Linked DNA regions of Homo sapiens: region 1 is linked to region 2. A link is a contact called in ENCODE POLR2A ChIA-PET data. All regions are on one chromosome and are shown on one strand. The core of a region is the stretch at or near the end of the contact, and the rest is flanking DNA. Distances in the headings are between cores, read along the strand shown. Region 1 overlaps ZNF592 (zinc finger protein 592). Region 2 has its middle 20 kb from the start of WDR73.

Region 1 (2,700 bases), core at 90-2,589, 150 kb before region 2:
ACTAAAAATACAAAAATTAGCCAGGCATGGTGGCGCACACCTGTAGTCGCAGCTACTCAGGAAGCTGAGGCAGGAGAATCACTTGAACCCAGGAGGCAGAGGCTGCAGTGGGCCGAGATCGCACCACTGCACTCCATCCTGGGCAACAAAGCAAGACTCCGTCTCACAAAAAAAAAAAAAAAAAAAAAAAAAGATACGTAAGGACCAGTGTGAAAAAATCCCAGGCCCAGGCATCAGACCTCCACTGCCATGGGGCCTCCTCATGGCCCCTTGACTCAGATAAAGTAAACCTGGCCCAACTCAACCATGCTGGGGCAGCAAGAACACTGAAGCCCCAGGGGAAGAGACCCAGAGTGCCCACACCCCATCTGACGCATCAGAAGAAAAATGCAAACTGAAACAGAGCAGGAGGAGATGAGAGGCCACAGTGGGATCCTATAGCACCTTCTGGCCCCTTTGGGGGGCTGAGTCCTCTGCAGAAGCCCTACAGGCCCGCCAAACTCAACCTCTGACCTCTACCCTAATATTTCCAAGACCAGCCTCATGCATAACAATGTCCTCTTCTTCAAACCCACTCTGCACTCTCATATTCCTTTGCTCCCTATACTCAAAACACCCTTGCCCCTCCTACTCCTCCAAACTCATCCTTGCAAGCCCAACTTAAATTTCACCTCCACACAGCATCTTCCTTACGCATGGAGTCATCGTGAATTAGTCCCTCTGGGGCACTCTGCGCAACTAAGTTTATAACCTTGGTTTAGCCCCACTCTCAGTTGGCCATATACTGTAGCTGTTTGGGTGGTGACCACTGCCCTTGCTAGGCCACTGTAAGCTCCTGAAGGTTAGACTCCCTTCTGCCGGCATCCCCTGGTTGGCATAGACCCCCAGCCCATGCACAGTGGGCACTCAGGGAACACATGCAAAGCTCAACAGCTACCAACACATGCACAGAACCCTGGCTGAACTGAAGCAAAAAGAGCTGTTTTACTTTCCTCCCAGGCCTCTGTAGCACCAGCTTAGGGAAGCACCATGAGGGGTGGGTCTGGCTATGTCATGAAGAGAACCACCTTCTGGAGGCCTCTTTCTTCAGAGAAACCACTAACACATAACATAGACACAGAAGGTGCCAAAGGGTATTCTCAGCGCAGAAGGCTTTTTTTTTTTTTTTAAATGAATCTCATCAAGCATAACCAAGAATCAAAACAAGCAGACAAGCACAGTTGCTTTCCTGGAGTGGTGAGAACGCAGTTGAAAGAAGGAGGCTCCATAAACCTCTGCCACAGGCCCCACATGTCTGTCCACTCTCCTTCCTCCTATCCCAGCCCTGCCATTGGCCCTACTGCAGTTTCCACAAAAGGACTCTGCAAGAACAGCTGTGTCACTGCAGGGCAGAACAACAACTTATTAAAGACACAGTTCTTTGGCTGGGGACAGTGGCTCACGCCTGTAATCCCAGCACTCTGGGAGGCTGAGGTGGGCAGATCACTTGAAGCCAGGAGTTCAAGAACAGCCTGGGCAACATGGTGAAACCCTGTCTCTACTAAAAATACAAAAATTAGCTAGGCGTGGTGGCACATGCCTGGAGTCCTAGCTACTTGGGAGGCTGAGGCATAAGAATCACTTGAACCCCAGAGGCAGAGGTTGTAGTGAACTGAGATCCCACCAGTGCACTCCAGCCTGGGTGACAGAGTGAGACTCCGTCTCAAGAAAAAAAAAAAAAAGACAAAGTTCTTAGAACAGACTGAGGTGCAGGGGCAGTGACTCAGCTATCTCTGTCCCCAAGTTCCTTGGTCACATGCTAAGACTGTGCTGACACCTGCCAGAGACCAGAGGGAGATCATCCAGTAAAGACCTATCTCGGGCCTGACACTGGGCCTTGACAGACCCTTTGAGGGGAAGTTGAGTGGAACACGGGACACGTCCGTAAATACACTTGCTAAATTAGGGTCTCACCTCAGTATGGGCAGGACACCTTTTCCAACAAACACCAAACACTAAATATTCAGGCAGACATCCTCTTCTAAGACTCATAAGATTCCACCACTGCCCCCATATCAATGAGCTTTCCTCTCCATGCCCAGTCATGGAACCTGTGTGAGCCAGGGGCCCGATACCCGTAACAGTGAGGGTCTGCTTACCAGCCCCTCTGTCTCCTCTGTTGTCCTCTGGAAATGTGCAGCCAGGACCATGTAGTCCCGCATCTGCTTGTGACATTCAAGACACTTGATTGAGTACCGGATGAGCCTCACAGGGTCTGGGTAGAGTGGCAAGGCTGGAGGAGGGGGACTGGCACTGCCCGAAGTGAGGCCATGTTTGGGAGAGGATGAAGGGGCTGGGGCTGCTGGTGCCGTGGAGTTCACAGGGGCCGACACGAACATTTGGTCCGCAGAGATAGGCTTCACCAGCAGCTGGGAACACTGCATGACGAGCCCCTTGCTCTTGTGGTCACGGGCGTGCCGGAGCAGGCTGCACTTGTTGAAGAAGAGCAGCGTCTTGGAGCACAGTGTGCACAGTACCTCAATGTGGACGCTCCGCCGGCCATAGTGCTGGCTCAGGCTCTTCTCTAAGGCAAATGCGTCTCCACACTCCAGGCAGCAGTACCCACTGGCCGGCACGTGGATCCTGCTGTCCGCAGGCGGGCTGAGATTTGGCGCATAGAGGGGCACGGGGTTGGAGCTGTGAAGGACCTTGTTGAAGACC
Region 2 (2,764 bases), core at 45-2,544:
AGCAAGACTCAAAAAAAAAAAAAAAATTAAACTCTTCTTATTGTGTCTTTTTCCTTGTAAGACATTAACTAAAAGTTACTGGTAGTAAATGGTGACTGTTTTACAATTGGGTTTCATTATTGACAATATCAAAAAAAAGCAGCAATCTTTAAGAGTTCAAATTAGTGTAAGATAGGAAGGACTGCAAAACAATCTGATTTTTCAGTTGTAATTAAAGTGCTCCTTTTCTTATTTTAAGTAAAATAAAATTAATCAGTCACTGGCAACAATCATTATTAAGAGGTCTTTTAGGGCAAAATTTAATAGTATGAAGAGGTTTACAAAAATAGATTGACGTTATTTTGAGAAATACTGTAATTTTTTCTCAATTCAGTTTTGATAAATTGTACCTAATCATAGAAAAATTATTCCAATTCAAACTTGACATATATTAAAAAAGTAGAGATGAAATTAACTCAGCTACGTAACAGATCTGGCAAAATATAAGAATGAAAAAAATTCTACACAGGGCACTTATTTCATATCCAGAGGTAAAAACATTTTCTATTAGTAGCTTATCTTCTTCCTGTAAGCAATCACAGATTCTAAGTTGATCATGCGGTACAAAGTCACAGCAGTCAGAATCTTCTGTTTGATGCAACACACAAAGTTGTTTGTTTCCTTACTAAAATGCGAACTGGTTGTCTATTTTTCTTTATCCCATTTATTCGTATTCACAAATTAACAAATAGCGTCAACAATTATTGTAGGTGAAGTGGGGTATTGCTGGATCAAAGGCTCTATAAGACGTCTTTACTGACTGAATCTGAAGGTTTATTGAGTTCAATCCTCACACCTTTTTCACCTGTTAGATATTTTACTTTAGCTCGTGCTCTCTCATCTGCATCAAATACCAAACAGTTATTGCGTACTTTGTAGCATATGCTGGTTGTACTTCATGAGGGTTGCGATGGTCAGACCAGAAAAACAGCAGTCTATCAAATTTGGGTTCAATGTCAGCAAACTAGGCTTTACCTTCTAGAAAAATTCGAAGTATACCTCCACTTACCTTGGCATCCCGTTCTTTAACGTAATGTAATACATTTCACACGTCTTCCGTCTCCATTTGGATTATCAACATGACGTACATAACCCGTTCCATTGACCGGATAACAAGCAGCCATGGCTTTTGTCCGGCCCGGGGACGCGCGAGGCGGGGACGCGGCCGCCGCGGGGTCGGCCGCGGACTTGGCCTTTGCCTTGGCTGCGTCCCCGGAGGCGCTGTCCCGGCGCCTCGCTGCCTTCCTGGCCTCCAGGGCCCGGTCCCTGGACGGCGGCGCTGCAGCGGGCGGCGCGGGGCCGGAGTCCTGGTGAGGGCCCCCTCCGTGGCCGAGGGCGCCCTCGCTGCCCTGGCACACGAGCTTGTGCTTCTTCCAGTCCTGGCGCTGGCGCTCCTTGCAGCAGAAGGAGCTGCGGCTGCAGCGCAGCAGGTTCTCCATCTTCCCGCACAGCTCGCAGTACTGCCGGTCTCGCTCGCTCGAGCTCGGCTCGCCGGGCCCGCAGCTGTCATTGGCCATGGCGACCGCAGCTGAGCAGGAGGGGTGCGGCCGGACGGCCTCGCCCGAGGCTGGGGAGCGGAGAGAGAGATAGGGGCCGTCACTGCGCCATGCACCCGCTACCCTTGACTCAAGGAGGCTGGCACCCAGGGCCCTCGGCCGGGTCGCTTCCGAGTCCTAGGCTCCGGCGCAGCGCAGGCGGCCGCCTCAGCGCCTAATCGCCGCCGTGGGCTGAGAGAACGCGGCCTGTGCGGCGAACGGCAACCCGGGCTCGGGCGCGCGAGCCTGCGGAGCGCAAGACCGGCCCCCTCGGCTGCCGCCACCGCCTCAGCGTCCCGGGCGGCCCGGCCCAGGCTGCGGAGGAGCGCAGGGTAAGCGGGTGCCGCTCGCTCTGCGCATTCTGCACGTACACCACGGTACGGCGGCGACCCGGCCGTGCGGCGCGCGTGGGCCCACACTGCGATTTCTTATCACTCTTGCGGACGGGCTAGAGTTCGTTCTATTTTGGGGCTGTGCTTCAACTGTTCCTCTGGTTCTGCTGTGAACTTCACCATTGCCTGGAACAGACAGATTCTGTCTGTGCTTGCTTCGGATGGATGTTTAGAGAACTCAGTACTGATCCTGAGGGCTCCTTCTTTGAGAGCACATCCTGTCCCTCTTCAAGGACTGGAAGTGGTCAAAATTCTGTAGGGACTAAAACTTAAACATCCCAAACATAAAAAAGCAGAGGAAAGGTTGGGTGCAGTGGCTCACGCCTGTAATCCCAACACTTTGGGAGGCCGAGGTGGGTGGATCACAAGGTCAGGAGTTCGAGGCCAGCCTGGCCAATATGGTGAAACCCAGTCTCTACTAAAAATACAAAAATTAGCCGGGCGTGGTGGTGGGCGCCTGTAGTCCCAGCTACTAGGGAGGCTGAGGCAGGAGACTCGCTTGAACCCGGTTGGCGGAGGTTGCAATGACCCGAGATGGCACCACTGCACTCCAGCCTGGGTGACAGAGCGAGACTCCCTTTCCAAAAAAAAAAAAAAAAAAAAAAAAGCAGAGGAAAAAGCCAGTCTTATGCAAAAGCCTGCAACAGCAGTAAAGACGGCAGACATGTGGAAGGCTTTATGGAGATAAGGCCATGGACCACTGCATCCTGGCCACCCAGCTCTCTGGGGACTGCTCCTACCTGCCTTGCCAAACCCTAGGCAAAAAGACATAGGATAATTCAGGTGTTTTGCAATAGG

Evidence for each region. ChIA-PET counts read pairs that join two places held with the same protein, here RNA polymerase II (POLR2A).
Region 1: POLR2A ChIA-PET joins it to region 2 with 10 read pairs in activated CD4-positive, alpha-beta T cell. The contact joins two enhancer-like sites. POLR2A ChIA-PET finds 5 or more read pairs at or near these places in 10 of 52 experiments (A673, GM12878, H1 and 7 more).

What each region holds. Positions count from the first base shown.
Region 1 is chr15:84,784,334-84,787,033 of GRCh38, reverse strand. It overlaps ZNF592 (zinc finger protein 592), which reads right to left. Exons shown (of 11, transcript NM_014630.3): 4 at 2,139-2,700. Among named protein-coding and RNA genes, the nearest start is that of ALPK3, 32 kb to the left of the region's middle. Within about 2 kb of position 1,339, at least 5 of the 41 ENCODE cell types and tissues checked have a DNase peak (open chromatin) inside an H3K27ac peak, as active enhancers do.
Region 2 is chr15:84,632,666-84,635,429 of GRCh38, reverse strand. It overlaps the pseudogene SCAND2P and the pseudogene EGLN1P1. Among named protein-coding and RNA genes, the nearest start is that of WDR73, 20 kb to the left of the region's middle. RefSeq lists silencers at 1,143-1,222, 1,693-2,042. Within about 2 kb of position 1,294, at least 6 of the 41 ENCODE cell types and tissues checked have a DNase peak (open chromatin) inside an H3K27ac peak, as active enhancers do.